Linked DNA regions of Homo sapiens: region 2 is linked to region 1. Evidence: read pairs that join two places in POLR2A ChIA-PET (ENCODE). Cell type or tissue: OCI-LY7. All regions are shown on one strand. Each heading gives the region's core, and the rest is flanking DNA. Links, peaks and the distances in the headings are about the cores only.

Region 1 (16,316 bases), core at 5,614-8,113:
TTGTCTAGGACCCAGGGGTCTTAGAGAGGGAACACTTGGGAGCAATGTGAGGTCCTCAGGTTGGCCAGTCCTCACTCACACCTTCCAGAGGGACCGGGCCCTCGGGGGTATTCTGGGACCCTTGCCTTCCAGAATCTCCATTCTGAGCACCCCAGCTCCATTTTCTGGCCTGGAAGACACTGAGACAGTATTTATCTTTGGAAAGTGTCTGGTTCTGCAGGCATCTTCCCAAGCTTCTGCATGATCCAGATGGATTTGCTCTGTCCAAAGAACCCTGGCTGCCAGCTTGGTACTCACCTCCCACTCCAGCTCTCACACCTCTCCTACCCCTGCACCCCTAGCCCCAGATTCCAGCAGAGCTTTGTGAGACCACCTGAACATTCACAAATAAGCTGCCCTCTTTCTAGAACCCTGGGGAAGATTGAGGGCCATGGAGCAGGAGCCTGGAAAGCAGGCTTAGGCAAGACCAGCACTGCCTCCTGTGACCTGCCTTCACAGCACAGGCCGAGGCCAGAGAGCTACACCAGGGGACAGCTCAGTTCCAGCCCTGAGCCAGGTGCCGTGGGCAAGAAAGACCCGGCCTCCTGCCTTCAAGAGCCTTCTCTTTTCTTGGCATGCAATGGTGGAAAGGCAAGAGAACCAGTAGGGAATAGTTGACTCCTGTGAGCATAGTACTAGGAACTTGCCCCTGTCATTTCTTTCAGTCTCTAAGTAGAGGAAATAGCTAGGCATCATCCAAAACTCTTCTTTCTACCTCAAATCCCACATCCAATTCACACATCTTCTTGGCTCCCCCTTCAGAGTATACCTACAATCTGAGCACTGTCCCCATGCACTGTCACCCCCATGGGACCCCCATCACTCTCCTGGACACCAGCACTGGCCTCTTGGATCTCTCCGTGCCTTATCCTTGCACCTCCGTAACCAATTCTGAATCCAACCTGTTAATTCCCAGCTCAGAACCCTCTCATGGCTTTTCCCATGCTATGATCTCACCCTGGCAGAAAGGATTGAGACTATTTCAACACAGCAAGTGCTCACTGGGTGCTGAATCTCCTCATTAGTTCCATGTCTTCATCCACCTGCGTGGAGCAGCAAATCACTACCTCTCTCTGGCTCACTTCCCCATCTGCAGATGGAGGAGCATATGAGCTGGGCTTTGAAGGATGAGTAGAAGTTCACTAGGCAGAAAAGGAGAGTGACAAGACAGTCTAGGTAGGAGGAACAGCCCATGCAGAGTCAGCATTCTGAAAGCACATGAGTATTTGGGATGGTTTGGCTAGAGCATAGGATGCACGGGTGAGGGCCAGGTAGGGCCAGGGAGAAGGGTCAAAGCCTTGAATGTTAGGCGGGTACATTTGAACTTTGTTCTCTTGGAGGAGGAACCATAGAAGGTATATGAGAAGGGAGGTGGTGTGACTGAATTGAATGTGATTTTTGGACATTCCTTAAGGAACACACTGGTGGGAAAGAGAGGCTGGATGTATGCTGAGCACTGACTGTATACGGGGCCTCGGAGACCTCAGCCTTCAGCAGGTCTGGGTTCCCTTTGGGTGAAACTTATCTGAATCCCCCTGAAGATAGCCACCAACCCTGCAGCGTCTGACCCTGGGGTTTCTCTCGAGTGAATCTTGTCAGGATTTTTTGCGCGTTGCTGTCTGGGAGCCAGTTGGGCGGCAGAGCAGTGAGGATACCCTCGAAGGTTGGTCTTGGTGACCCTCAAGCTGAAGCCCAGCCCCAGCTGTTGCTTCCTTTCACTTCTCTTATATGCCCCAGATGCATAGGTCCCTGGCCCGTCCTTTCCTTCAGCAGGAGTTGCTGGCAGGTGCTGCTGGCAGGTGCTCAGTAGTCTCTGGAAGTCAGGGGTACGAGGCACCAGGGGAGCGGAGCCATCTCCCAGCTTCTTCTGGGCAGGAAAGGTCCCTGTTGACCCTCCCTGCCAGCCCTTCCTCCCTCTGTTTTCACAGAGGAGGCAGCAGAGCAGCAATGGGTGACATTCCCCTTTCCTTGTGGGGGGAGACAAAGCTCAACTCTGGCTCCCACACATCCCAGCTGCACGACCTTGAGGCAGTGACCTCACCTCTCCACGCCCTCTTCTCTCCTCTGTAAACAGAAGTAGCGTGGTCCCAATGACTCACAGCCTGGCTTGAGTGTTTTGGAGCTAAGACCAGGGATGTGCTTTGCAGGGGGCCACGGGACACTGACGATGCAAGACGTGCAGTGCCCTGCCCGAGGTCACGTGCACAGCTAGAAGGAGCAAAGCTTCCAGCCCTGGCATTCAGCACTGCATCCTGCCTCCAGCTAACCTTTTGTCTGTGTCCCCACCAGCCACCAGCCCAGAGCCCGGGCCAGGCTTGGGAGCCCAAGTCCATGGTCACAGGTCACATTGTGCCACATGTGTGTCTCCCCGCTCCCAGGTTACTCTTGGGGTCTTCTCTCGGCCTGGACCCCCTACACCCACCCTGTGTGCAGTGCTAAGTCACCATTCTCAGCAGAAGCCAGTGAGCTGCACTTTCCCAGATCCTCATGAGAAGCCGCTGGGGCCCCAGAGACAGTCATTTCATGCTGGCTTTATAATTGAGCGCCGAGTTGCTCTGGGATGGGGAAGCAGAGCTTTTGTCCCCTGCTTCTCCTTGCTGTCTGGGGTCACCTCTGTCCCAAGGTCGCCCTGGAGGACAGGCGGGGCCAGACCTGGCCAGAGGCCCTCCATCAGGCTGGAGCCGTGCCTTCCTCCTAGGCTCCTCCAGACCCCCTGGGAGCTCGGCACGTATCATTAGACTTTATTAGAATCAAAGAAATGAGTCATATTTGCAAACAAGGCCTGCTCAGCCAATCTTCCCCTGCAGCTGTCGGAAAGAGGAGGCGGTGGAGAAAGGCTGCACGGCCCCGTGCTCTGGGCGGACGGGCCCTTTTATAATTGTTGCCTCTGCTAGTCTCCAGGGGAGAGCCATGGCCAATAAATGGCTGGCGTGCAGTCAAAAGGAAACGATTTGGCCCGCTAGGAGGACGTATTTACATCTCTGAGTGCCGGCTGGACGGCAGCAGGGCGGCCGACTCAAAACAGACGTCCAGGCAGTTCTTTTTTGGATCCCACCCTGGAGTGAATCATTACTATTCTTGGACAAGAATGCAGCTTACCTCGGAGTCTCCTCCCTCTGTATGAGACAGACGAGGAAGCTGGGGATGATGGGGCCCTTGCCAAGGCCAGCACCATGCCCGGCACATGAGGTGGCTGGCCCCAGGGTGGCATCAGTAAAAAGGAACCAGGTCCATGGCTGATTTCTATCTGAGTGATTTCAGGTGCATTCCTGAACTTGTCTCAGCCTCAGTTTCCCCATCAACCAAATGGGTATAATTAATTTACTCAATTAATGTCAGCTGAGCACCTATTAGGTACCAGGCACTGTTCAGTGATCAAGACAGACATAGACCCTGCCTTCTTGGGACTGACATTTTAGTGGGACAGGCAGACATTAAATAGATAGCACATGTACAATTATAATATAAAAGCAATAAGTGATGAGAAATAGGCTCAGGGCAGGGGAAGGACAGTGACCAGGGATGTTTTTTACAGAGGGTGGCCAGGAACAGCTGCCCTGGGGATGTGGCCTTTGAGCAGAGACCTGAAGGAAAGGAGCGAGGGAGTTTTGGAACAAGTGGCTGAGGGAAGCAGTTAGGTCCAAGGCCTTAAGGCAGGATCGCGTTCGACCTGTTCAGGGAATGGCCCAGATAGCAGCTAGGGTGGCTGAAGGAGGAGGAAGTGATGCTGCAGTCTGGGGGATGAGGGTAGGGCTTGGGCGCCCGCACCCGCAGCCTGCCCAGAACACTTCCCCTTTACACCCGTTCACCTGTGTGTTTACTAATTGGCACCCCCTCGCTCTTAAAAGTGAGTCTGAATGGCAGGGTCAGAAGGGCCGTGTTGGCCGGGGAGCGGGAGCCCTGGGAGGACGTGGAGCAGAGGAGGGATGTGGCCTGACATAGGTATTGATAGATTCCCTCTGACTTGTTGGGGCAGGAGTAGAGGGAGGAAGACCAACGAAGAGGCTGCTGGAAATCATCCTGGGGGCGTCAGGGGCCTGGACAGGGGCAGAGACTGTGCTGGGAGAGCTGTGTTAACACTGTGGGGAGCCTGTGCAGCTTCCTCCTGGGGTACTTAGGAGGCACAGGTGAGTGGCAGGGCGCCATGGCGTTCCCTCGGCACGACACTCTACAGTTTACTGAGCACGCCCTCACTGCTGGGTAGGGATTGGCTGGGATCCTGATCGGCTGCTTTCTGGCTGGGAAGACCCTGGAAGTCAGACACGGAAGGGACTGTGGAGGGGCCTGCCTGAGATTCAGCCTGCATGGCTGCCCGAGATGTCTTTGGAAAGAATGTCGGTTGCTCTGGCCCTGAGCCTGTGTCAGGCTGTGTTGTGACAAATCCTGATTGATGAGATACATTGGTTTCAGCCCTAGTATGTTCACGTGGCCCGTTATAAAGCTTTTCAAGAATTTAAAATAACTTTTATAAAGGTGATATGTGCACATTAAAAACATTGAAATAGTGCAAAAATACTTTGCAAAGTGCATCCCCCTCCCCCACACAGGCAGCAACTGCCACCAGCTTCTTGTGTGTCCTGCCAAAAATAGTGTGTGTGTATTCAAGTACAAATGTGTCTCTGTCTCCCTCCCTCTTTACACGGTAGGGAGCATGTCTCATGCACTGTTCTTCACCTTGCTTCTTTCCTGCATTTTGTCTCCAGGACCGAGCTCCTTAGTAGGACACAGAACTTTCCTGTTTTACACCGCTGCATTGTATTCCAGTGTGTGCCTGCTCCACAGTTTACAAGCTCCTCTTGATGGACATTTGAGTCATTTCCAATCTTTCACTCTACAGACAGCACTGCTTGAGGGGGGTACTATGTCTCTGGCCACCCATGCAGATGTAACTATAGGAGGTAATCCTAGGAATGGAATTGCCTGATCAAAGCAAACGTCCCTGGATGGCACCATGAGGTCCTACAAAGGGACTACCACCAGCAATGGAGAAGGAGGCGGAGGACTCATTTTCTTTGTTGTAGACTCCATAGCTGGTCAGCTGCCCCGAACAAGTCAGTGTGGCAGCCTCCCATCAGTATTGGGCACCACTGGTTTGACCAGCATGGTGGTAGGAGAAGGGCAGATGCTGTTAGATGAGCTGGCTGCAGGCTGGGTATGGTCAGAATCAGGGCTCTGGAGTATTAAGCTTCTCAGCCAGCTTGCCCTGAAGAATCAAAGGAAAGGCTGTCTTGTGACTGGGCATCTTATCAGCATATAAAGCCCTTGTCCTTGGGATGTCCAGGGTCTGGTGGGCAACACAGACATTTCCCCAGCGTGGGACAGGACAGCGGAAGACAGACAGGGGCTCTACAGTGAGTCTTCCAGAACCTCAGGGAGGCTTCCTTTGAGACGGAGGATAGTGCACCTGGTGGGCCTGGGAGATGGTGGAAAGGTGCTCTTCCTCCTCTCCTGGTGCTGCCCATTCACAAGGAAGTCTTGGGCCACTGCCCAGCCTGCCCTGGCTTTCACTGAAGGTGCTGAGCCCTGCAGAATGAGGAAAGGCTTTTTGTTTTAAAGCCGTGGCAGGCGCCAGATCCACATGCTTGGCAGGGCCCCAGCTGGGATGTGGTTGGCCGCCAGCCTGCCCTATAGGGATGCCCCCTGCCCCAAGGTGCCAGGTGATCCCAGCATATAGCAGAGGACTGAAGAGATTGTTAAATCAGCATATAGCAGAGGACTGAAGAGATTGTTAAAATTTAGGCTCTGTTTTCTCTTAAAACCAGACCAACAGTGTAGTGGAGTAGAGAGAGCACTGGTTTTGGAGTCAGACAGGTGTGGGCTTGGGGTGGCAGCTCTGTGTCACCTGCTGGCTCTGTGACCATGGGCAAGTGGACCCACCAAGCCTTCATTTTCCCTATCTGTAAAATGGGGTGAATGGCCTCTACTCCTGGGATCAGATGAGATAAACTGAAAAGGCCTTGGAAAGCAGGTGGTTGCTGGTAGCTTTTATTTCGTCCATCAGCATTATCATGTTGACATCCCTGGTGCCAGGGGGAGCCCACTGATGTCGCTGTGACCAGCAAGAAGAGGGCAAAGAAAAGCTGTCCTGTCTTATGGCTGTTAGTGGGAGTATTTCACGGATCGGTCCTACAGTGACATGTGAACTTGCTGTCCTCCCAGTTGAGTCCATTCATTCACTCATTCACTCAACAGGTCTTTATTGAGGTCCTCCAATGGGCCAGATGCTGTTCTAGGTGCTGGGAACACAGCAGTAAACTAAAGAAAGGCCTTGCTTGAATACCAGTTGAGAAGGGAATCTTGGATTTATTCAAAGTCCTTATGTTGAAGCTTCTCTAAAAAAAATAAAATAAAAATGATAAAGGGTCTAGCCTGGTGTGTGTTCCGAGAACCAGAGCCCTGACTGTGGGGGTAATCCCACGGACTGGCTGAAAGCTTGGGATGTTCCAGAATGCTTCCCCAAGAGCATCCTGGGCAGGAGCTGTTATTCTCATTTTACAAAAGGGGAAACTGAGGCACAGAGTCACACTTCACTCCCTGCCCCTCCTGCATGGGAGTGTGACCTTCAGACAGGGAGCTGACTCCCATTAGAAGGAAACTCAGCTTCTTCCAGGGGTTCGCAAACACCCTGGAGCATGCAGACCCTGTCTCTTGTGGCCAGCAGCCTGTGGTGGACAGGTAACCTGGGAGGCCCAGTGGGCAGGGCCGATGTCTCTGTTCTCAGCGTGGCTGTCCTCGATCACTGTTGCAGCAGTCAGAGCTCTGGGACCATGGGTGCCACTTCTGGGCATCAAGTTTCATGGCCTGGGCTGTCAGTACCCTGCATCGCCCTGGCCTGCTTTCAGATGCTGTCATCCATAAGAATGTCTGGGAGTAGGTACTTGTGTGCTTGTTTAGCAGGGCAGCAGGAATCAGCTCGGATTGGTGGGAGGCTTAAGTCTGGACTCCAAAGACCCACGCTCTGCCGTGTCATCCTGGGCAGGGTTGGTGACTGTCCCGTGCCAATTATCCTTAAAACCGTTTACCTGCCTCTCTCTGAGACCCTCAAAACCCTGGCAGGGCAGGGGAGGAAACCAGCATTGCTTAGGTGCCGGCTGTGTGCCTGAAACTTCCCTGGGCATCTGAACACCACAGTTAACATCTGCAAAGGTTTATCAAGTGCTAGCTGCATCCCAGACCCTGAATTTAGGACCTTGTGTGACTTACATTTTAGTGAGAGATCCAGGTTACACAGGGATGAATAAAATAATAAGGGACAATATTGGGGGAGGGCAACACTTTATAGACGAGGAGCCAGAGGTCTGGGAAAGTTGGCTAACTTCGTTCTGTCAGTGACGGAACAAACAGTAGAGCTGAGAATTGAACCTAGTGTTTGGCCCACGGTTGGCACTGAAGAAGGTTCTGCTGAAGTCCCAACAGAAAATCAGTGCCCATTTCACAGATGAGGAAACTGAGGCTCAGGGGTTCCTTAACTTGCCTGAGGCCAGACTAAGTTGAACCTGGGTTTGCCTGAATCTGGAGTCTGAGTCTATCCTTTTCTTTTCTTTCCAACAACTCTGTCTCAAGACAAATGGGGATTCCTGGGTTTGGAAAGGTGAGGTGACTTATGTAAATGCAGCGCCTCAGGTGGGATTTGACCCCCAGCCTGTTAATGTCCGAGCCTTGGCTCTCTCTACTCCAGGGCCAGGCCCCTCACTGACTCCTGGCTCTGTGTTTGCTTCAAGGCGCAACGTGCTGAGCTTGTCCCCTGGAATCGACCACCCAGGCTCTCTGAAATGGGACCTCGCTCTCTGCCTTCTTTTAGTCTGGCTAGTGTGTTTCTTCTGCATCTGGAAGGGCGTCAGGTCCACTGGGAAGGTAAGTTGGACTTCTGTCCGTCCCCTGCCTCCTGGAGAGCTGTGCCAGGCTGGCCCTCTCCCCCACTTCCCGCCTGCAATTAGCCACGCCCCAAGAGGGAGGTGGCCAGTGGTGGCGTGCTGGTAAGCCCGCCCTCTGGAAAAAAGTAAAACTCAGGTTTGTTGTAGCGTTTGTCCATTTCATGGTGTCAGTGCTCCCACCATGTTTGCTTTCAAGCTGTCCACAGTTTAATGACCAGCTCACAGAATTCCTGAATATTGAAGAGCCAGGCTCTCAGGAGCCTACACGAGCTAGCCCCATCCACCACAGCTTTCTCATCTCAAGGTATTGGCAGTCAGTGCAGATGGTAGCAGATAACTAATGTTGGGCTTCTAATAAATAGGTTAGCTGGTAACAGGAGGTTAGCCAGCAACCGTGGTAAGAGCCATTAGCCACAGCATGGACCCTCGCTTTGCAGAGGGGGCCACAAGCATTCCCATCAGCATTGCAGGGAGCTTCGTGGGCCTGCCCCAAACCTACAAACTCCAAGGCTGCGTTGTAACATTATCCCCAGATAATCCAAGAGCACTTTATGGGTTGAGAGGCACTGGCTTAGATTTTAGCTGCTAAATCAGATTAACTGAGTTATAACTAACATTTCAGCCGGCACCTCCAATGTTAGTTGTTCAGGAAAGCGTTAGCTGATAATTAAATCATCCACTCATGGCCAGGGTGTTAGCTGTTAACCAAAGTATTATTCATAACTGGAGTGTTTGCTGCTGATTAATATGTCACATAGTGACTAGGATGTTAGTGATTAACAAATGTAAAATGTTAGCTTGTAATTTTAAGGTTTTAGGTATAACTGATACATTAGCAATAGTGGAAATGTTAACCCATAACTGAAATGTTACCTGTTACTAATTAGAGCTGAACTGTTCCCTGAAAACCTAGACACTGGCTGTTGTCATGGCTTTGCTGATGCCAAAGGCTGGTGCGGGGGTATGTTGTGATCACAGGTGTGAGCCTGAACCCAGGGCCCTAAGCTATAAAGAACAAAGGCGTTTGCTCATCTGCCTTTAGATAGTGCCCTGTCAACGCTTTCCCCAGTGACTCACATCCCAAAAGAGGGAACGTCTCTTTAAGATCAAAAAACCCCCAAAAGTCAAAGGAGCGTCTTAAGGTAGCATTCCAGATGGAGCTGTGGGCAGTGACCTTAGCTGCCCCAGCCACACAGTGGAATTGAGGGTTGAGGAATGTGTCTCCCTGGATAAAGAGCCCCCAAAGAGGCAAAATCATAGATTTGTAGAGATCCAAGTAATTATTCCAGTCACTTACCCTGCAAGACCTGGGACTCCAGGGTTGCAAGAGGTAGAATGGGGGTGATCCTGTGCACCCCCCTCCAACACACACAGTGCCCTCTGCTTGTTTCTTGGGGCAGAACCACCCTGCCATCCTGAAGCCAAGGGTGGAAGGGAAGCAGTCCAGGCCTTGGACACCTGCCCGTGCCCACCAGTGAGCACGGTCCTGCCCGGAACAGGCGGGAGCAGGGGACATGGGTAACTCCTGCACCTCCTTGGAGAGCACCTTCACTGTGCTACCCCGGTTCTCTGTCTCACAAGCACACCATTTTATTCCTTTCTTTAAACAATGAGAAAACTCAGGCTTAGGGAGGTCAAGTGACTTGTCCAAGGTCACTTCCTCCTCTCTGAGCCTCAGTTTCCTCCTCTATAAAATAGGTGATAGTAGGGTTAAAATGAGGTGTGTTAAACACCTGGCACAATGCTTGGCACAGACGGTTCTGTAAATGCTAATTCTCTTCTTTTTTTTTTTTTTTTTTTTTTTTTGTAATTTGAGGTGGGGTCTGGCTCTGTTGCCCAGGCTGAAATGCAGTGGCTTGATCTCAGCTCACTTTCTGGGCTCAAGCCATCCTCAAACCATCCTCCCACCTCAGCCTCCTGAGTAGCTGAGACCACAGGCACATGCCACCATGCCCTTCTTCACTCTGCCTCAGTTTCCCCACACAGAAGTGAGAAAGTTTCTGTGGAGCACTGGTCCTGAGCAGTGCTAGAGACATCATCACTTACTTACGCACTAGTATTTTTTGAGCCTCTACCGTGTGCCAGGTGCTTTGTAGAAACAGGGCTGGGGGACATGCAGTGGTTCACAAAACAGACAAAAATTCCTGTGCTCCAGGAGCTGATGGCCTGGCAGGAAGAGTCAGGTTGTAACAAAACGAATGGGAAAAATATATAGGAGTCAAATGGGGATGCGAGCTATGGGAAAAAGTCAAGCAGAGAAGGAGAATGGGGAGTGTTGGGAGCAATTTTGAATAGGGTGGCCAGGCAAGACCTACCAAGAAGGTGACTCTAGGCAAAGATGTGAAGGAAGTGAAGGGCTGAGCCAGGTGAGTATGTGGAGGGGAAAATCTCCAGGTAGAAGTGACAGCCTGTGCAAAGGCCCTGAGGTGTGTTTGACCCAGACCCTTGGGGAGCACCCAGTCTGATGGAGGAGGCTGATGTCCGCCAGGGACAGTGAGCAACTTTTGAGACATAATGCAGAATACAGGAGAATAGTGTCAAAGCCAGAGAGAGGGTGCCAGGCTGCAGCTGTGGCCGAGCAAAGACGTGATCTTCCACGGGTCCTCCCTTCTCACCCTTAGCAACAACCTCCTTCGTGGGGTGGCTGTAGGCCTCCCAGGGGTGGGCGTGATTCCCAGAACAATAGCAGAGCCTGGGCCAGGCCAGAGAAGCCAAGACAAACACAGTCAGGCTCTGTGAACTTCCTCAAGCCCCATGGCTGAGAGGCTGCCTGCTCGCTGGCCATGGCTTCCAGCCCTGGCCACAGACCAGGTTTGTGGCTGACGTGGGGGCTGGGCCCACAGGCAGCAGATGGACCTCATCCTGCCAAGGCCCTGCTCTCGTGTCTAGTCCAGCAAGGAGGAGTTGGAGGGTAATGGAGGGAGAGCCCCAGCCTGAGAGGCTCAGGATCTGAGTTCAAGTCACTTTGCCTCTCTAGGTTGCAGTTTCCTTTTTTGTAATTTTCACTATTCCAGGAAGTTGAAACTAGGCTGCCATTAATCCATTCAACAAATAGTGATAACGGTGGCGAAAGCGCAGTAGCCTGTGAGTGCCGGGCAGCATTCTCAGTGCTGCTAGGTAGCTCATTGAATCCTCCTCATGGTTTGGAGTATGTGCAGTTATTAGTCCCATTTTACAGATGGGGAAATTCAGGTTCAAGGAGGCTCATTACCTTGCCCAGCATCCCACAGCTTGTCAGTGGCTGTGCTGGGATTTGGACCCAGGCGGCCCCACTCCCGACCTGGGTGCCCCACACTCTTCCGCCTCTTGTGCCCACCCCCGTGCCAGCCTGAGGATGCAGTAAGTAGGGCGTGTGGCAGGCATGTCCCTGCTGTCACAGAGTGGGGTCTGGGAAGGGGGCAGAGATCCAGACACTCACACAGGAAGTGCAAGCCCTGCAGACGCACAGGGGAGGAGGCCCCGGAGTGAGCATGGACATTCACTGAGGCTGGGGCTCTTCGCTGTTGGCCTCCGGAGCAGCTCTTTTTGCCTGGTTAAAAACAAAGCAGGGGGTAGTCAGAGCCAGGTCCTTTTAGCTCTGGATCCCCCAGACTGCATGACTTTGAACAAGGCCCTTTCACTTTCTCAGCCTCACCTTCCCCTTATGTGAAATGAGTTAGTGAAGCCCCTCACCAACAGCCAGGGCGCTGAGGATCCTTAGGGCCTGCCTAGGATCTCTGGGATCAATGGCGAGCCCTGCTGCCCAGGCCCTTACCTCCCAAAGGATGCCTGGCTCCCCCTGCTGCTGCTGCTGCCCAGACACTTACCTCCCAAAGGATGCCCGGCTCCCCCTGCTGCTCAGCCACCCTCTTTTCTACTGCCCAGAGGGGATGGAGAAAAGTTGTCCTTGTGAGTTTCCTGGACAGTTGGGCCACAGGGCTTTTGGGTCTAGGGCTCAGAGGAGCCACGGAGGTTCACCAGCAAGAGTGGAAAAATACCACGTCCCACAGCAAGGCCTGCTGGGCCACCACCAGAGGCCCCTGGCAGCAGCTAGCACCAGCCTGTCCCTTGGGGATCCCGGGGGAGCCACAGAAAAGTTGAAAGCATGGCTCTCAGGGGCTTGTCCTCGGAGCAGCAGATTCTGCAAAGCAAGGGTGGCTTTCAAACCTGCTACTGTAAACCAAAACCCATCTGAGACAGGGGGCTCGATGAGCTTAGAGGTTTATTTTGCCAAGGTTGAAGATGTGCTCAGGAAAGAGACTGAGCCACAGTAGGATCTGTGGCCTGCACTTTTTCCAAAGAGAGTTTTGAGAACCTCAGTACACTAAAGGGGAGGCCCAGCACAGTAGCTCACACCTGTAATCCCAGCACTTGGGGGAGCCGAGGAGGGCAGATTGCTTAAGTTCAGGAGTCCGAGACCAACCTGGTCAACATGGCAAAACCCTGTTTCTACTAAAAAATACAAAAATTAGCTGGGCATCGTGGCGCGTACCTGTAGTCCCAGCTACTCAGGAGGCTGAGGTAGGAGGATCTCTTAGGCCCGGGAAGTTGAGACTGCAGTGAGCTTTGATTGCGCCATTGCACTCTAGCATGGGCGACAGAGACCGTGTCTTAAAAAAAAAATGTAAGGGGAAACAGCAGGAAGGGACAGAGGAACAGGTAATTCAGGTAATTATGCACGATGTCTCTCAGCAAATCTGCATTTTCCATAGGGTAGAGAACACACACATTTTCCATAGGGTAGGGTGTGTACACACGGTGGAGGAAGGAGACACATGCCTAGATGTGTGGGTGGATGGCTCATTTCTTGTCTCTTTGTCCGGCACCTGTGAAGATGAGCTGTGAGTTTACATTGTCAGGGTGAGGGAGGCCGCCTGGGGAGATACGTGGCCTGTATCTCACAACTCTCTGCTGAAGAACAGAAAGCAGGCCGGTTTTGTGCGTGTGTGTGACTCACTTCCCAAGCTTAACTTTTTCCTTCTGCATAGTGAGTTTGGGGTCCTGAGATTTTATTTTCCCTTCACACGGCTGAGGTGGCGTGACCAGGATTTGGGGAGGAACAATGACACACATCCCAAAGGTGTGGGGACCTGACACCAGCTGGCCTGGATCCATCCCGCATCCACCACCAGTAACTGTGATTGCAGGCAGGTGCCCCCACCTCTCTGGGCAGTCTCCTCATCTAGAAAATGCAGGTGAGGCTGATGCCTGGCTCTTCTCAGTTGTCTGAGGATTAAATGAGTTAAAACTCACGAAGCCCTTAGCTGAGTGCCCCGCACAAAATCCGCACTGCATAAGTGCTTGTTAAATAAACTAACTACGTGAAAACAAAGAAAGCCACCTCCACACCCCTGTCCCTGACACAAAGCCCTCTGGTCACAGACCACTGGGTTGCTTGGCCCAGTGGAGGCCTGGCTGGCTTTGAAGTGGCCGCCCTCTGGAGACCCCTGCGGGGCTGCTGTCAGCAGCTATTGTTCGCCAGCCCGGGTGTGGCCCACAAAGGGCCCCAGAGGTGGGAACTGGTCGGGGCGCCTGGCCGCCTGTCCGCCTGTCCTCAGGAAGGGAGAGGCAGGTTGGTTTTCTTTTTTCACTTCTTTCCCCCCTTCTGTGGCTTCCTGATGTGCCCCCGCCCTCCACGTCTGCCTTCCCATCCTCGGGAAATCATGTAGGCTCCTGGCCTCAAGGAGAAGAGATGACGGTGGCTGGAGAAACTGAGGCCTGGAGGAACAAAGGACGCCCGGGGGCAGAGGCAGCAGTAGGGCCCAGCCTGTCAGTGTCGGAGAGCCATCCTGACAGTGCCGGCCAAAGAGGCTTCTTGAATGCTCACCGCAGGCCAGGGGCCATCGAGCAAGGTCAGCGTTCCCTTATCCTCAGTGGACAGATGGGGAAGCTGAGGCCCAGGTCACCAGCAAGGGGTGGCAGAGGCAGCGTGCAACCCCTGGTAGAGGTGGCTCCCCAGCTGACCCACAGCCTCTCTACCCCTCGACCTAGAGTGGCAGAGTGGGAGGCAACCTCAGAGCTCCTACGGTCCCAGCCCTTTACTTCCTGGTGGGGAAACAGTCTAGAGCGGACAGCGGCTTCCTGGAGGTCTCATGGCAAGCCAGCCTCTAAGCTTGGCTTCAGACCTGAGGGCCTCCCTACTGGCTGCCCTCTGGTCTTGGGGAGAATCAGTAAACTGCCAGTTGTGGGAGGCTTTTTGCTGGTCTGCTATGTGTGGGCTGTGGGGCAGGTCCCCATTCTGTTGCTTAAGCCCACGTGACCCTGGGCAAGTGATGGACTCTCTCTGGGCCTCAGTTTTATTGTTGCAAAATGGAGATAGTAATACAACTTACCTCAGAGGGTTAGGGCACGGGCCAGTGAAAATAGACGTCACAGCATTTGGAACAGTGCTAGGCACACAGTAAGTGCTCAATAAACGCTGCCTAGGGGTTGTTGGGCTGAGGGCAGCTGAGCTAAGCAGGCCCTGAAAGCTTCCTTTTTGCCCTTTTCCAAAGCCCCTTTCTCATTGTTTCTACTCAAAGGGATCATGGCCACAAGAATTTGCTCTGTCGAGGGTCGTGGTGCCAGCTAGGTGAGGTTTGGGGCTCTGTCACTATTGGTCAGTGTCTGTTACATACTTGGGCCCCAGCAGTGCCCTGGCACTGCACCCCCAACTCCATGGGCACATTTGTCCTGTTCTCTTCATCTCAGTTTCCTCTCCTGTAAAATGGGTGCATTGACTGTGCAGTGGTTCCTCCAAGGTCCCCTGATCCCCAGATGCGGCCCAGGGCTCTGCCAACCAGTCTCAATGTTTCAAGGTGGCCACCATGAACTTTCTGCATGTCGAAGTAAAACACTTCATGCCTTTCTGCACAGAGGTTAGCCCTCCACAGGCTCTGGGTTCAAATCCTGGATTCCGTTGATGCCCTGGGCACGTCCTTAAAGCCCACCAAGCCTCAGTTTCTCCACTGTAAACCACCGTCCTGGGGGGCATGGTGAGGATGAAGTGGGCTTGTGCCTGGGACGTTCCTACTCAGCCAGTGCCCTGCCTGAAACACTAGGATCGAACTGTCCATTCAGCCAGGCACCTTCGAACTCCTCCCAGGCATAATCTCTGTCTGGAAACTCCTTGTGTTGAATAAGATGGGAAAATCCATCCATGAGAACTGAAGCCACAAACAGCGCTTGCAGGACAAGAGGAGAGAAGGTCTTTGGGAGGAGATGGCCACATCGTTTCTAGTCCCCACCTCACACCTGATCTTGGCCTGTCTGGAACATGCAGTGTGACCCAGGGAAGGCCATGGGTCTCCCAGAGGCCCGGTGAAGCGGGGAGCCTTTCCTATTCCCAGTTAAGGGCCTTTGAGAGGCCTCATTTTCTTCCCTGAAGGTCTCGTCCTTCCAGCAAAATCAGTGTCAACAACAGGCCCTCTTTCTGGAGCACCTACTGAGTGGCAGTGTTACAAGCATCATCCTATTGAATCCTCAGCTCACCCCTTGTTGAGGGGCTTCTATTACTCTTATCTGAATTCTACTCATGAGGAAACAGGTCCAGAGAGGTTAAGCAATGTGCCTAAGATCACACAGCAAATGAGGGGACGGAGCTGGGATTTGAACCCTTGCTTATCTGATCCCTAACCATAGGAATCATACCAACATTGTAGTTAGTTGTTAACTAATATGACCTGCATGCAATGGGCACATGCCATGGTTGGCAACCACTGGGCTGAGGCTTCTACACACGCACTTGATAGCTTACTCTCTGATTTTGCTTTTTCCACCTCTACGCCCTGGAATGTCAGTTCCACGAAGGCAGGGATTTGTTTTCTGTCTTATCCACCACTGTATTTTGTGCTTAGATGGTGCCTGGGACAAACTATTTATAGGATGTTTTTCATTTAATCTCAGTAAATCTGTGAGGTGGGCTGGCGCTGTGGCTCATGCCTATAATCCCAGCACTTTGGGAGGCTGAGGCAGGTGGATCATTTGAGGCCAGGAGTTTGAGACCAGCCTGGCCAACCTGGTGAAACCCCATCTCTACTAAAAATACAAGAATTAGCTGGGCATGGTGGTGGGCACCCGTAATCCCAGCTACTCGAGAGGCTGAGCCAGGAGAATCACTTGAACCCAGGAGGCGGAGGTTGCAGTGAGCCGAGATCGTGCCATTGCACTCCAGCCTGGGTGACAGCGAGGCTCCGTCTCAAATTTAAAAAAAAAAAAAAAAAAAAAAAGAAATCTGTGAGGTAGGTACCTGTATATACCCAGATTACAGATGAGGCAGCTGAGACCCAGAGTGGTTAAGCAATGTGCCAAAGGCCGCACAGCAAGTAAGACAGCAAACCTGGCTCCAGAACTCCTGATCCTGACCAGTGCTCCCCTCTGCCTCTCTGAGAGGATGCTCAGACTTAGCAGCAGCAAGTGATGCCCATGGCCTCCTGAATCCCTCTC
Region 2 (16,316 bases), core at 6,572-9,071, 69 kb before region 1:
TGATGGTGCACACCTGTAGCCCCAGCTTCCTAGGAGGCTAAGGCGGGAGGATGGCTTGAGTCTAGGAGTGTGATGCTGCAGTGAGCTGTGATCGCAGCACTGCACTCCAGCCTGGGTGACAGAGTGAGACCCTATCTCAAAATAAAATAAATCAAATAAAAAGTCAATGTCAAGGATAATGAGTGGGAGACTATCTGAGTTTAAAAGAATTTAAAGTGACATAGCAATCAAGTGCAACATGTAAATTTTCACTAGATCCTAGGAAAGAAATGAAGGGAGGGAATAAGACAGCGAAGAAGGAAGGAAGGAAAGAAGGGAGGGATGGAGGAAGGAAGAGAGAGAGGAGGAAAGGAAGGAAGGGAGGGAGGGAGCAGGGGAGGAAGGAAGGAAGGAAATGAGGGAGGGAGGGAGGGAGGAAGGAAGTCCACCAGCTAACCCAGGTATCTGAAACATTTTGGGATTTGAATATGGGTTGACTATTAGGGAGGTATTTGAATTTGATTTTCTCTGGTAATAATGGTATTTTGCTTAGATGGAGGAACAACCTTGCCTTTAAAAGACACATGAACAATATGTAGAAGTAGGAGGCACGAAGTTTGCAAGTTACCTTCCAATGGCTAGGCAAAAAAAGGGCAATGCACCAAAATATGAACAGTGGTGGAACCTAGGTTGGGTATATATGAGTGCTTATTCTATAGTCTTTAAATTTTTCTATATTTTAGGACATTTTTATTAAAAAGGGTTGAGGGTACAATGAATAAAATTTAAGGTCCTGGCTATGGCCTGTGAGGCTATGTCATCCAGCCCCTGCCTCCTCTGATCTCAGCCCCTTCAATCTCTCCCTCGTTCTCCCTGCCCCCAAAACCTCCCTACACACACACAGGCACACATGCACACACAGGCACACACATATACACACAGTCACGCATGCAGGCACGCACGCACATAACTTTCTCACTGGTCAACCCTGGAGCTGGGAGAAGTGGGGAAATGGATGCTCCCCCTGCACAAAGAGGAATCCCTCTTTTCTCCAGATGGGAAATCTTTCCCAAAAGGCCCCACGCAGACTTTCTCTTATGTCTCATTGGCCAGAACCTAGTCCCATGCCCACCACAGGCCTGTTGTTGGCCACAGAGAATGGGATGGCTGGTACTGCTGAACCAATACAGATAGGTCCCCTGTGGTGGTGCCTATTACCCCTCCCCCTAAATAAGAGTTCTCTTGGCCAAGAGGAAAGGGGGCGGCCACTGGAAGACAAGGCCAGGGGTGGACATAGTGCATTTCTGAAACTTGGAGATGGTGAGGCTCTTTTGCATCTGGGCCTTCCAGCAGGTGTGGGGAACAGCTGGTGGCCTCAAACCCTATTCTCCAGATGGGGCAATAGAAAATCAGAGTGGTGGAATGACTTCCCACTCCTGGCTGGTCCAAGCCTCAAATCTCTGTAAGTGGAAAGTCTGCGAGGGCAGGATGGGCAGAACCTGGTGTGTGAGAGGTTCCGCTGGGCGGGGAGATACAGCAAGGCTTCACGGAGAGGGGTAGTGCTCGGTGCTTGGAGCGTGGAGCGGATTTCAGTGGAGGTGGAGAAAGTGTCAGGTGGGGCACAGAGGGAGCAAGGACAAGGAGGGCAGAGCACCAGGCACATGTGGGCAAGAAGAAGGAGGAGGAGAGCTGGAAAGGAGGGTGGGGCCAGATCTGAAGGCCACCGGAGTGCTGGAGTACTGTTCTCTGTTTCACAGGCAAAGAGGAGCTGCTGAAGATTATAGGGATAAGGGCAGAAGCATCTTAGAGAAGCTGAGAGTACCAGAGGAGTGAGATGGAGACCAGGAGACCAGGAGACCATGGAGGAGGCTGGTGCAGGGCTGTGGACACAGAGGGGAGACTCAGAGACAGCTCTGGAGGCTGAGGCTTGTGGGGCCATTTCTTTTGGGAGAAAGCCACCCAGGAAGGAAGTCCCTTCTGTCCCTGGCAACCCACATCAGCACTTCATAGCACAGATGGAAAGTTCTGCCTACCCTAAATCAAACGTGCAATATCTCAGTCTCAGATTCCCACGCCACTGGGCCAACATCCACTGAATGCAGTAAATGGGTGAAAGCCAAATCGTGGAAAGGTTAACAGCGTGGTCCTGGTGGACTTGGGAGCCAGAACACCCCTGCTGCACCCCACCAGCTCTGTCCTGATGAGCTTTGTCCTCTGCCCCTGGAGCCCATTCCCTGTCTGTGCAACTGGGACCTTAGCAGTCACAGTGACAGTGTCCACATATGCTGGGCCCTGGCCGGGCACGAGGTCTGCTCCAGGCTCTTTCCCCACACTGATCCAGGTGGACCATGGGAGGTCCACATGGCCCCGTGGCAGGGGGCGTGGAGACCACATTTTACGGAGGGAGGGTAGAGCCTGCACTTATGGAGCTGTCCGGAGGGTGACACGCATCAACACACGGCAAGCACAGCTTCAGTGTGAACTTTGCCCTGGAGAGGGGATGCAGAAAGTCCCCACAGAGCCTGAAGAAACAGCCATGGAGATCTTCAGGAAAGACCCTGGGAGGTAGAGAGGAGGTGAGGGAAGACGGACCGGGGAGGTTGGGAGACAGTCCTGTGAGCTGCCAGCATGAGGCGGAGGTTGCGCAGGGGGCCTGTGGGAACAGCACTGCAGAAAGAGGGAACAGCCTTCTCCCTGGCTCCAAGCTCTGGGGTGGCAATATCAGCGCTACTGCTATGCCTGGAAAGGACCACGCTGATGAACCCCTCCTCCCCTCCCCTCCACTCACCTGTGTGTGGTCTTGGGCAAGGCCCCCATGCCCACGAAGCTGTAGCTTTCCTGACAGAGGGGTCAGCCTGGCCCAGCTCTGAAGTCAGCTCCACCCCTGACCCAAGGCAATGACTGAGTTGAACAGGATCACAGTGCCTCTAACTCTCCCGGGCCATGGCTGGCATCTTCCATGGCACATTCTATGCTCACACACAGGTGCTTTTCCCACAAGATTCCAGGGAGCCACTGGGAGGCTGGCTGGTGCCCGCTCAAAGCATCAAGCTGTTCCTAGCCCCTAGCCCCGGGCCTGAGAGCCCACCCCTCAGCCTTTGCAGTGATCGTGCCCAAAAGGGCTGGAGGAAGGGGAGAGCCCTAAGGAACAGGTGCTGAGCCCTGTGAGTTGGGGTCCTGGCCAGGATGTCATTTCACAGAGAAGGCCCAAGCACCCAGGACATGGCCTAGTGGGACTCCCAGGAGCCACACTCTCATGACCATTCCCTTCCTGCCCCCTTGCTAGAAATGACCACAGCAGGGAGCCCTGGCCCAGCTGTGGCCCTGAGCCTGGAACACAGGACAGGCCAGTTTTGCTGGCAGGGAGGTAGGACCCAAGTCAGGGCTAGGGTCTTGGGCGCCTATTAGGACAGTCTCCAAAGGTGGCAGGGGCCTGGGGGAGAGACTGAGTTGGGACTGACCACCTGGTGCCTTGAAGCCCTAAGAAGGAACAGGAAGCGGCCAGGCGTGGTGACTCATGCCTATAATCCCAGCATTGTGGGAGGCTGAGGCGGGAGGATCACCTGAGGTCAGGAGTTCGAGACCAGCCTAGCCAACATGATGAAACCTTGGTTCTATTAAAAATACAAAATAATTAGCTGGGTGTGGTGATGCATGCCTCTAATCCCAGCTACTCGGGAGGCTGAGGCAGGAGAATCTCTTGAACCCAGGAGGCAGAGGTTGCAGTGAGCCAAGATCGTGCCACTACACTCCAGCCTGGGTGACAGAGCCAGACTCCATCTCAAAAAAAGAGAAGCAGGAAAGCACCAAGAGATGGGAGGCCCCTAGACAACTCGAGAAGGTAGGGCTCAACCCTTTGTTGCACAAGGCTGTGAGCTCCTGATCCTTGGCGCTGTCTGCACAGACAGGCACCAACTCTGTGCCTCCTCTGGAGTCAGGCAGCCAGGATTCCAGTCCTGCCTCTGACCCACTCCCAGGTAGATTATTTCCTTGTTGGCAAAGTGGGGCTAATAATAGCACTAGTCTCATTAGGCTATTGTGAGGATTAAACGAATTGATGGCCAACAAAGACAACATTGCTGCTGCCATTACCCCCATCCTCTCCTTCCTCCTGCCTCCCCCCACCCCCCACCATGTAAGCCTTTCTCCACTTCCTTTTTCTTTCTAAAAAGAAACATAAAACTAGGCATCCACCTGGTCAGACATGGTTTTTGTTTATTTGTTTGTTTTGAGATGGAGTCTTGCTCTGTCGCACAGGCTGGAGTGCAGTGGTGCGATCTCGGCTCACTGCAACCTCTGCCTCTCAGGTTCAAGCAATTCTCCTGCCTCAGCCTCCTGAGTAGCTGAGATTACAGGTGCCTGCCAACACACCCGGCTAATTTTTGTATTTTGGTAGAGACGGGGTTTCACTACCTTGGTCAGGCTGGTCTTGAACTCCTGACCTCGTGATCCACCTGCCTAGGCCTTCCAAAGCGCTGAGATTACAGGGCGTGAGCCACCACACCCGCCCAGACATGCTTTATAAAAATAAAAAAAGGTGAAGCGCAGAGCTCCCTGGAGGCTTTGCCGGCCAAGGGGAGCCGCTCACACCCACAGCATTGTCCCTTTGTGGGATCTCACCGCTCCTCCTTACCAAAGAGCCTAAAGTGCTGGGCACTGTCCCAGCTCCACGATCTAGGTGAGGACGCAGAGGCCCATGCGGTGAGGTCGTTTGCCCAAGATCACACAGCTCAGACATGCCAGTGGGGCTGCCCTACTCTCTGTGCTGGGGTCCCTTGGTGGGGTCCCCAGTGAGACTTCACTCATCATCTGTCATTTATTCATTCCTCCTTCATCTTTGTGTTTCCTGATGGACCTCACATCTCTTAGAGAAATGCGCAGACTGTCCCATTTACTTCTGCCACCCCCAGTCCCTAGCACAGAAGGCAATCCTGGACGGAAGCTGAAGAAACACATACATAAGACAGTGTTTGAAAACATAATATGCATGTGCTTCAGCCCTTCACGTGTGCATGTGGCTTCCTCCTTGAGCCACTTCCAGCACCTCCACTCCATGGAATCCCATCTCGCTAGGGCCAGGGAGGGCTGATCTCCAGGTAGGCACATCCACATCACCTGTTAATCCTCTTGCACTGAACCTTCCTTCGACTCTGTTCACCTCCCTCCCTCCTGATTCCCACGCTCTTCTTTTGGCTTCCATGACACTCCGTCTTCTGGTTTCCTTCAGCCTCCTGCCATTCCTCTTCAGGCTTTTTTATGAGCTCCTCTTCTGAGACTGACTCCTTTGAAGTTGGAATTCTTGTCTCTCTTAATGAATGCTTTTCCTGGGTGTTCTTGTGAGTTCCCCATGGTCTAACACCCTGGTCAAGGAAGGCTTTCCTGAGGGACATCTAACCCCAAAGCACCAACAGGAGCCTCTCCCTTAACCAAGGCAAGGAGAAGGGAACCAGTCCCGGGTGAAATGTAATAGTAGTAAAAATCACCATGAGGAGAGGCTTCCTTCCTTTTCTTTGGGTCGATAACAAGTATTTTGACACAGAAGCAGGAGAATATCAGCATTTATTGGGCATCCTTTGTGCCGGGCACTGTCCAAAGTGTCATCTTATTTACTCCTCACCAGCCTAGAGAGGATTGGAGTGGAAGGTGTTTGTTAGCTTAATCTGTGTAACAAGCTATCCAGAAAGTAAGGGGTTTCAACAATAAAGATCTATTTGGCTGTCAGTTCTGCAGGTTGGCCGTCTGGGCTTGGCTCAGTTGGGTGGGTCTGCTGCTGGCCTGGAGGGGCTCCTTATGAGCAGGTAGTCAGCGGGTGGGCCTCCCCCCACATGGCCTCTGGTCCCCATGGCAAGGGAAATACAAAAATTAGCCGGGTGTGTTGGCAGGCGCCTGTAATCTCAGCTACTCTTGGTGTCAAGAGCAGAAGCTGAGAGGCCTCTAGGCACCCATGTTCCCACCACATTCTCTTACCCCAAGCAAGACACAGGGTCAGCCCAGATGCATCCTGCCTCTTGACGGGGAGGGCTGTCAAGTATTATGGCCACTTCCCAATCTGCCACGTGGTCACCCAGCTAGTAGGAACAAAACGGCCAGGTGGATTCCCAGTCCAGCACCCGCTCCACAGACCCAGACTGAGGTACCTTTGTTCGGCTCCTTTCTACGGGTAGAGCTCAGGCCTTTGAGACTGGAGAGACAGGCCTCACCAGGAGGGCTGCTCCAAGGGTCCCAGGCAGGCCGGTGACAAGCAGGGGCTTGACTGAAGAGGAGGATTAAGGGCACTAAATCTGTCCCTCGGGCTTGAAGGATGGCCAAGGCACAGGGCACCTGGCCAAATGCAGGTCTCCGAGGAAAGGGGACAAGTGCGCCAGCTTTGCCACCCTGGCCCAAGGGAACTCTGGGCCCCCAGCACACACCAGACACCCTGCTGGGTCCCAGGAGCCGATGGTAAGCCATGCAGACCTGGTCTTCACCCCAACTAGCAGCACACACAGATGCCACAGGCACCATCCCTCAAATGATGTTTCCACTTAAGGACCAAGGCTGTGAAATGAAGGGGCTTTGGGGCCTGCCTGGGTGGAACTCCATCCTTCCTACTTTCTAGCTGTCAGACCTTGGGCCAGTTACTTCTCTCTCTGAGCTCTGATTTCCTCCTTATGAAATGTGTTTGGAAATTATGCCTTCTTCCCAGGTAATGAGGATTTGAGAAGACAGCGCGTAAAGTACTTCTCTCCAGCCCAGCACATGGACACAGTCTAGAAAGTCAGCCATCATCAACTATAGCCCAGAGTCCACAGTTCCCTTTCCAAGTTCCTGAGTCCAAATGTGCCTGGCTATCAGAAGGACAACTCGGAGCATGTTCCATAAGTGTTACACGTCACCCCAGTGGGGTGTGGAGTCGCTTCCCATAATCAATCACATTGATATTTCTACAGCAAAATCTATGACTATTCACAGTAGGTGGGCTGGACATGATAGCTCAAGCCTGTAATTCCAACCCTTTGGGAGGCCAAGGCAGGAGGATCACTTGAGTGATCAAGGAGTTCAAAACCAGCCAGGGCAACATAGCGAGAGCCCCATCTCTAAAAAATAAAGAAGAAGAAAGAAAGAAAGAAAAGAAAAAGAACCACAGTATATGAGCTAAATTGTTTCTAAATAGTTTCACAAAATTTCAAGTTTTGCCACCAAATTTGGGTTTTTGTTTTGTTTTGTTTTTCAAAACTTTTTGAATATGGAAATTGTGGATAGAGGGTTCTTTGGATCATTATAATTTTTTTTTTTTTTTGAGATGGAATCTCACTCTGTCGCCCAGGGTGGAATGCAATGGTGTGATCTCAGCTCACTGCAACCTCCACCTCCTGAGTTCAAGCAATTCTTGTGCCTCAGCCTCCCAAGTAGCTGGGATTACAGGTGCCCGCCACTACGCCCGGCTAATTTTTGTATTTTTAGTAGAGACAGGGTTTCACCATGTTAGTCAGGCTGGTCTCAAACTCCTGACCTCAGGTGATCCGCCCACCTTGGCCTCTCAAAGAGCTGGGATTACAGGCATGAGCCACTGCACTTGGCCTGGATCATTATAATTCTTAGTGACTCTCAACCTTGGCTGTGTATGAGAGTGAGCTGGGGAGTTTCTTAAAGGCAGACTCTTGGACCTCACACCACACCACATGAATCCATCTCAGGGGGTGAGACATCTCTTTAAGAAGCTCCTAAGATGAGTCTGATGTGGACCCCAGGATGAACCATGGTTCTATAGATTATGAAACAGGAATGCGGTGGGGTCTTGCTCACATAGGGAGTACCAGGGAAGACTTCCCCAAGGACAGGACCAAAGGATGCACAGAAACCTGCCAAGTGAAGGGTGTCAGAATGTTCCCAGCAGAAGGAACAGTGTGAGCAAGCTCCCTGTGGTCAGAAGGGAGGCAGCTGCGAGTCAGAGGAACTGAAAGGTCCCCAGAGTGGTGGAAGCCTGGGAGCAAAAGGCGACACTGCCCAAGCTGAGTTCTCCTGCTTCCTCTGCAGCTGAGACGGGGACCGTTCCTGAGGGGGAAATCTGTGTAAACAGGCAAATAGACACTTTCTTCCCAGAGAAAATTAAGCAGCAGCCCTGGTCCTTTCTTCCTAGCCAGAGCAGGAGGGTACATTAAAATCAGAATGTGTGGGGCTGGGAGGAGACACAGATCCTCTAACCTAATTTTTTTTTTTTTTTTTCAAGACAGAGTCTTGCTCTGTCACCCAGGCTGGAGTGGAGTGGCTAGATCTTGGCTCACTGCAACCTCTACCTCCCGGGTTCAAGTGTTTCTCGTGCCTCAGCTTCCTGAGTAGCTGGGACCACAGGCACACACCACTTCACCCGGCTAAGTTTTATATTTTTAGTGGAGATGGTGTTTCACCATGTTTGCCAAGCTGGTCTCGAACTCCTGACCTCAGGTGATCCACCTGCCTCGGCCTCCCAAAGTGCTGGGATTACAGGCGTGAGCCACCACGCCTGGCCTAACCTGATGATTTTAAAGTGCTTTTATCTTTAAAATTATTTGGGTGCCTTTTAGTCAAACAATTTTGCCACTGCCCCTATAGTGGTTGGAGCAAAGTGGAGGTGATGTTGGGTGTCTGGAGATCTGGATCTCCCCAGATCTCCTAGGGACTCTATGGAACCCAGTTTGAAAATCCTAGGGAACCATGACTCAGGGAGAGACGTTGGGATTGTCCAAGTCGCCCCCAGCCACCCTGCACAGGGCCGGAGTCCCTCTCCCAAGAGATTGGCCTGAGCAGCTCTCCCCAGACTTTTAGCTGTCAGGTCTTCCTGCATAAATTTTCCTTTTGCTGCAACCCATCTGTTATGGGTCACGTTGTGTTTCCTCCAAAAGAGATGTTGAAGTCCTAACTCCTGCTACCTGTGAATGTGACCTTATTTGGAGATAGTGTCCTTGCAGATGTAATCAAGTTAAGATGACGTCATTAGGGTGGGTCCTAATGCAATAGACTAGAGTCCTTATAAGAAGAGGAAAATTTGGACACAGGGACACAGAGGAAGATGGCTATGTGATGACAGAGGCCAGGAGTGCAGTGACGCAGCTGCAAGCCAAGGAACGCCAAGAACTGAGAGAGGCCACCAGATGCCAGGAAGAGGCAAAGAAGGATTCCACCAGGAGCCTCAGAGGGAGCCACCACCTTGACTTAGGACTCCAGCCTCTGGATTGTGCGAGAACACATTTCTGTTGTTTTAAGCCACCAGGTTTGTGGCACTTCATCACAGCAGCCCTAGGAAACAAACTCACCTCCTAAATCATTATTCATTTAATTTTTTTTTTCAAACAGACTCACTTCTAAACAACTTGCACACATTTTGCCAAAAAGTAAAGCTTTCATCGCTGCTACAAATGCAAGACCACAATCCTTTCTATAAATAGAAGACGCCTTAAAAATGCACACAATGAAAACCAGCCAACCTTGCTGGCTGCAGGTGCTCGATGGCTCTGATCTGGGGCCGCTTTTGTTCATCAAGGAGATGAGCAAGTGACCAAGGGGGTGAAGATGCTGGAGCACTTCACTGAGGCTTCTTCTTCTTCTTCTTCTTCTCCTTCTCCCGCTCCTTCTCCTTCTCCTTCTTCTTCTTCTTTTTTTTTTTAGACAAGAGTTTCACTCTTTGTTGCCCAGGCTGGAGGGCAGTGGCACGATCTCGGCTCACTGTAACCTCTGCCTCTGGGTTCAAGGGATTCTCCTGTCTCAGCCTCCTGAGTAGCTAGGATTACAAGCACCCACCACCACACCCAGCGAATTTTTGTATTTTTAGTAGAGACGGCATTTCACCATGTTGGCCAGGCTGGTCTTGAACTCCTGACTTTGGGTGATCCACCCCGCTCAGCCTCTCAAAGTTCTGGGGTTACAGGCACAAGCCACTGTGCCTGGCAGCTTCTTCTTGATTGAGCAACTGAATAAATGAGAATTGAAAAGGGAAAATTTATAATAAGGAAGTTATAGTTAACAATCATTTATTGTATATTTCAAAGTAGCTAGAAGAAAAGAATTGAAATGTTCCCAACACAAAGAAAAGAGAATTTTTTTTTTTTTTTTGAGATGTAGTCTTTCTGTGTCACCCAGGCTGGAGTGCAGTGGCACAGTCTCAGCTCACTGCAACCTCCACCTCCAGGATTCAAGCTATTCTCTTGCCTCAGCTTCCGGAGTAGCTGGGACTACAGGCGCACACCACCATGCCCGGCTAATTTTTGTATTTTTAGTAGAGACCGTGTTGGCCAGGCTGGTCTCAAACTCCTGATGTCAAGTGATCTGCCCGCCTCAGCCTCCCAAAGTGCTGGGATTACAGGTGTGAGTCACCATGCCTGGTCAGAAAAGATAAATGTTTGAGGTGATGGAGATCCCAATTACCCTGATCTAATCACAGCACATCATATACAGGTATCACAATATCACATGGACCCCAAAAATATATAAAACTATTACATATCCATTTTTTAAATAACAAAAAAAAAAGAGAAAAACTCCCTTATTACCTGAATACGTCTCATTCTGGGATGCTTCTCATGATTGAGGCTTCAGGGGTGGGTGTCCCATCCCTGCCCACCTTCCCTCTATGTTTGAGGGAATTGATGCCCAGAAAGGTTCAGTCATTTGTCCACAGTCACACAGCAAGTTACCTGCCAAGTCTGGATCTGGGCCAAACTCCTATGTGCTTTCCAGGAAATCGCATGTTAGATATTTCTTGGTCCCATTCAGAAGTCCCAAGTCATGCATGGTGGCTATGAGCTGAGCACATGGACACAGCAGGGCATTAAACCCTGAAGGCTGAACAAACAGATTCAGTGTGTGTGTCGTAAGCACGAGCAGTGACAGCCGGTGGACTGCAGAATTATGACTGTGCTCCAAGGCAGCTGGACTTGGGCAAAATTTGGCTCACACAAAAGGTTATTATAACCCAAGTGAAGATTTTTTTTCCTTCTCACTTCCCTAGTCCATCAGTAAGGAAAAGCGGGGTGCCTGCAGGCAGCCGTCCTGCATCTTGTCAGTAAGGTCACACAGTAAATGACAGAGGTCATAGGGCTCATGTCCAAAACCAGACACCCCTTTCACCCTCGTCCTGGCTGTGTGGCGATCTCCTTCCTGCCCTATCTCTGCTGCTCTGTCATCTCCTCTTAGCTTTTGTTGCTCCTCTGGCCCACGGGAAGGAGCAGGGCTCATAGCTTAGGGTCTGATACACTTAGATTCAAATCCCAGCTCATCCACGAAATGGATCCCTCCTCCCAGGCTATTAGGAGAGGTCCATGAGAGAGCATCTGTGAGCACTTGGCTCAGTGCCTGGCACACAGTAGGAGCTCAGTAAATATTCATGCCTTCCCCCTGCCGGATTGTGAGTTCCTGTTTTTCTCTGTCTTATGTAGGGCCAGCCTTGGAGGCTTTCCATGTCACCATCAATAATAATACGAGGCCGGGCGAGGTGGCTCACGCCTGTAATCCCAGCACTTTGGGAGGCTGAGGCGGGTGGATCACTTGAGGTCAGGAGTTCAAAACCAGCCTGATCAACACGGTGAAACCCAGTCTCTACCACAAATACAAAATTAGCCGGGCATGGTGGTGCACACCTGTAACCCCAGCTACTTGGGAGGCTGAGGCAGGAAAATCACTTGAACCTGGGAGGCGGAGGTTGCGGTGAGCCAAGATCGCACCATTGCACTCCAGGCTGGGCAACAAGAGCAAAACTCTGTCTCAAAATAAATAAATAAATAAATAAAATAATAATAATAACACAAATTGTATGTCTTTCCATGACCAGCCCTTTCCTGCATTCGGCTCTGCATTGGTGCTGTGTGGGAGGCACTAGGACTACCCTTAGGCCCCAGACAGAGGAGCCCATGCCTATGGGTTCCCAGAGGGGCCCTCCTGTGGCTGCACACCTTCCCACAAGGTCATATACACATTCCACAGGGTCCAGGGGATGTGACCATCATAAGCCAGCGCCCTCTAGCTTCTAAATTGAACCCTGGGTACCCCAGGCCCCAGAGTCCCTGCCCGTGGGCCTCTCCCCCATTCATTCAGCTGAGGGCGGAGAGGCACACTGGTGTGTACCCAGGCTTAGGGGGGAAAGGTGGGCTGTGCTTGGGGGCTGAGCTTGAATGGAAGGTGGGTTGTCCCTCTGCATGGACCAGAGCTGCTCAAGGGGTAGGACGGAGCTTGGAATGGCAGGAGAGGAGGGGTGAGGGGCAGGCCACAGGCCAGGGCCTCAGATGGGGGCTGGCACTCCCCAGCCACCGCTTGCAGGATCCAGCTCCAAGGAGCCTGGGAATTTACATTCTAAGCTGGCCTCCAGCTCACCATGAAAATAAGCACACCAAGGCGGGAGGGCAGGGTGGTTTGTACCTAACAGCGTATTAGCCTGACATATAACTTTTCAATACTGAGACAGTATTTGCAGCATTTGTTGTCTCGGGGTAGAACTCTGCCAGTGTCAGGGGTGTCCTGGTGTCATCCCAGTGGTTTTCTCGACCACTGACCCACAGGGGACAACACATTTATCAAATAAGGAAAGTGCTGGGCCCGAGCCTTTCAATACACAAGTGTAGAATAACAGGCTTAAAGGCTACAAATAGCATCAAAGCACGAGGGATGATAATGCCTCTAGAGACCAGGTTCAAGTTCCCATGTGGCAAATGTCACCTCCACCCGAGGTGCCACTTGCACAACAAGGGTATTAACTTCTCTCCTTCCCCAGGGCCTGTCTAGGATCCCCTTTGGTAACCTGGACCTGTCTCTTCCCTTCCCATACTCCAGAATGAGCCCCTGGGCCCAGGTCAAGCACCTGAGACTCAGATGGACAACCTCCTGTGCCCCCTGCCCCTCTCTTCTTGCTCATTCTTGCTGGTTTTGTCATCCTGGCAGAAATCATCAGAATGACAGTGATAATTATGAACACTCACCTTGTGCAGGCTCTGACCTTCACATTCACCCTAGACGGGGCTCTAGTGCCATCCTCATTTTACAGATGGACAAAATGAGGCTCAATTTGGGGCTGATCCTGTGCCTAAGGTCACAGTTGGTAAGAGGCAGATCCTGGAATTGAACACACATCTCTCTGAATCCCAGATCCCACACATCTGCCCCCAAGGCTAGAAACCACAGATCAGAGGGACCTTCTGGGCATTGCGCTGTGTCATGGGACAAGTCACTTGCTGACCTCTGTTTCCCTGGGGAAGTGGCTTTGGGGAATACCTGGGGTCATCTAGAGCTGAGGGATCCTGGGAATCCAGGAGTGGAGCTGGGGCAGCCTGAGAACGGGGCCCACCCCACCCCGGCTCAGATGACCAGTCCCGAGGGCCCAATCAGGTCAGCCTTGGATCAGGCCATAAGTGGGAACAAAATAGTCAGGGAACTCTCCTCTCCCGCTTTGTTTATGGTCTGGGAGCTGAGAATATTTTGAATTGTTGTGTTTGGGGAGGGAGGGAGAAATAACCAAATATAAGAAGGCAGTCACTGGGAGGCCTGGGCAAGAATGCAGAGGAATCAGGCCTGCCTGGGGATGTCTGGGCCACCGGAATGCTTGGAGGCCCAGCACCCTCTAGCTCAAGGATCCGGCACTGATGAGACATTCACGTTGCCTGGAGAGCTTTATTTTAAACAACGAAGGAGAAAGAAGAAAAGAAGAAGAAGGAGAAGGAGAAGAAAAAGAAGCAGCAGCCGCCACCACCATCTCATGCCCATTTAAATGAGAATTTCTGAGCGTGGGACCCCAGGCATCAGATTTTTTTCAGTTTCTCCTTGGGCCACCAAGGTTGAGAACTGGTACCTCCTGTAGCAGTGGTTCTGAAACGCCAGCTGCCTCGGAAGCTCCTGGAGGGCTTGTTAGATAGGACTGTGTCCCACCACAGAGTTTCTGATTCAGGAGGTCTGGGTTGGGCTGGTGCTTTGCTTTTCTAACAAGTTCCCAGGTGAAGCTGCTAGTCTGGGGGCCAGACTTTGAGAGCCTCTCGCCTGCATTCTCAGGACTCCTTTTGTGGCTTGTGGACCCACAGCCTGGGGTGTCTCCCAGAAGCTTGTTAGAAATTCAGAATCTTGGCGCAGTAGCTCACACCTGTAATACCAGCATTTGAGGAGGCTAAGGCTGGAGGATTGCTTGAGCCCAGAAGTTTGAGATCAACCTGGGCAACATAGAGACACCTAGTCTCTAGTTAAAAAAGCAGTCTATGGCCATACTACCAGGAACGTGCCTGATCTCGTGAAGCTAAGCAGGTTTGGGCCTGGTTAGTACTTAGATGGGAGACCACCTGGGAATAACGGGTGCTGTAGGCTTTTGGCTTGGCTGGGCGCAGTGGCTCACACCTATAATCCCAGCACTTTGGGAGGCGAGGGGGGTGGATCACAAGGTCAGGAGTTCGAGACCAGCCTGGCCAACATGGTGAAACCCCATCTCTACTAAACATACAAACATTAGCTAGGTGTAGTGGCAGGCGCCTGTAATCCCAGCCACCCAGGAGGCTGAGGCAGGAGAATCATTTGAACCTGGGAGGCGGAGGTTGCAGTGAGCCGAGATCACACCATTGTACTCCAACCTGAGCGACAAGGCGAGACTGTCTCAAAAAATAAAAATAAAAAAATAAACAAAATAAAAATGTGGGATGTGATGGCTCACACCTGTAATCCCAGCACTTTGGGAGGCCAAGGCAGGTGGACTGCTTGAGCTCAGGAGTTTGAAACCAGCTTTGGCAACATGGTGAAACCCTCGTCTCTACAAAAAATACAAAAATTAGCTGGGCATGGTGGCTTATGGCTATAGTCCCAGCTACTTGGGAGGCTGAGGTGAGAGAATGGCTTGAGCCTAGAAGGTCGAGGCTGCAGTGAGCTGTGATTGTGCCACTTCACTCCAGCTTGGGTGACAGAGCAAGACCCTGTCTCAAAAATAAATAAATAAATAAATATAAATATAAATAATAAATAGAAGGCCGGGCGCAGTGGCTCGCCCCTGTAATCCCAGCACTTTGGGAGGCTGAGGTGGCCAGATCACCTGAGGTCGCAAGTTTGAGAGCAGCCTGACCAACATGGAGAAACCCCATCTCTACTAAAAACACAAAATTAGCCGGGCATGGTGGCGCATGCCTGTAATCCCAGCTACTCGGGAGGCTGAGGCGGGAGAATCACTTGAACCCAGGAGGCGGAGGTTGCAGTGAGCCGAGATCGCACCACTGCACTCCAGCCTGGGCAACAAGAGCAAAACTCCATCTCAATAATAATAATGATAATCAATAAAAATAATAAATAAATAAGAAATTCAGAATCTCCAACCCCACCCCAGACCTGCTGAGTCAAATTCGTATGTTAACAACATCCTGTCGTGAGTATATGCACTTTTCAGTTGAAGCAGGGCTGGAAGGTCACCTTGGCTAACCTCATGCCATCCATGGGGAGACTGAGGCAGAGGGAGGTGGAGGTCCCTCTGGGTTACACAGCCACTAAGGATCCACTCAGGGCTTGGAACCAGGTCTCTGCAGGGGAGATGGGGAGGGGAGGGGGCTCTTGTGGGTGGAGCCGAATGCACAGTCTTAAAGACTGGCCCCTTTCTCCATAGCTAAACAAATGGTTAGTTTTGCAGTTTGTGGAATGGGGGTGGGAGCGTGGGGGAAAATTGTAGGCAGCTCCAGCTCCGTTCATTCAGCAGAATTTGTTGGACATCTGCCATGGGGCTGGCCACTGCTGTAGGCCCTGGGGACACATGAAGTGGGCAGTCTAGTGTGAAAACAGACATAAACAGGTCAATATGTAAATGATCAAGGTCCACTCACCCATTATCCAAGTTAGAATGAGAATAAAATGAGGCGATGGCTCAGGGCTGGTGCAGGGCAGGCAGGAGGCAGCCGGGGCTGTCTGAGACATGGTGGTCTGGGAAGGTCTCTGGGGATGAGACACTGGAGCTGAGGCCTAGGGAGAAGGAGCCAGACCTGGGAAGGGCTGAGGGGAAGAGCCTGGGGCAGGGAGCAAGACAGGGGCAAAGGCCCTGAGGCAGAGAGAGGGGAGCCTGGAGTTGGAGGGAAAGCCAGGGGGCCAGAGAGGCTGGGAGTGAGGGAGGCAGAGGAGGAGAGTGGCGGAGGGTCAGGTAGGGGGTATCTCAGAGGCTGCCAGGAGTGTGGCTTAGTGGCAGTGTGGTGGGGGCCATGAGGTGGTTCAAAGCAGGAAGGAAGCCTGAGTGGGTCTGGGGGTTTTCCTTGGGATTTTTACTGAGGTCTACACTTCCTACAGTGAAACGCGACAGCACACACTGGAGTGACCTGCCCCAGGTAAGGATGGAGCCCCTTCCCATCCCGCAGGTTCTCTCATACCCCACCCACCCCACACCACCCCAC

The links. Peaks named below come from ENCODE experiments on the same cell type or tissue, not always from the same donor. Only the 100,000 strongest peaks of a DNase experiment are listed, where the experiment ranks them.
Region 2: POLR2A ChIA-PET joins it to region 1 with 13 read pairs; 2 of 35 experiments call an interaction of 5 or more read pairs at or near these places.

What each region holds. Positions count from the first base shown.
Region 1 is chr3:14,450,190-14,466,505 of GRCh38, forward strand. It overlaps SLC6A6 (solute carrier family 6 member 6), which reads left to right. Exons shown (of 15, transcript NM_003043.6): 6 at 7,761-7,893. Among named protein-coding and RNA genes, the nearest start is that of SLC6A6, 56 kb to the left of the region's middle. RefSeq lists enhancers at 1,277-2,084, 9,182-9,682, 10,168-10,689, 10,690-11,211, 11,212-11,733 and 1 more. In OCI-LY7, for the core only: no CTCF peak of the experiment used is centred there; no DNase peak of the experiment used is centred there.
Region 2 is chr3:14,380,487-14,396,802 of GRCh38, forward strand. LOC105376959 (a long non-coding RNA gene) reads right to left here. Exons shown (of 8, transcript XR_007095825.1): 5 at 15,759-15,894; 6 at 12,903-13,035; 7 at 10,629-10,776; 8 at 9,256-9,904. It also overlaps the pseudogene RNA5SP124. Among named protein-coding and RNA genes, the nearest start is that of SLC6A6, 14 kb to the right of the region's middle. RefSeq lists enhancers at 2,468-2,993, 13,825-14,564. In OCI-LY7, for the core only: no CTCF peak of the experiment used is centred there; DNase peaks (open chromatin) are centred at 7,654, 7,915 and 8,935; H3K4me3 peaks cover 1,405 bases; H3K27ac peaks cover 2,500 bases.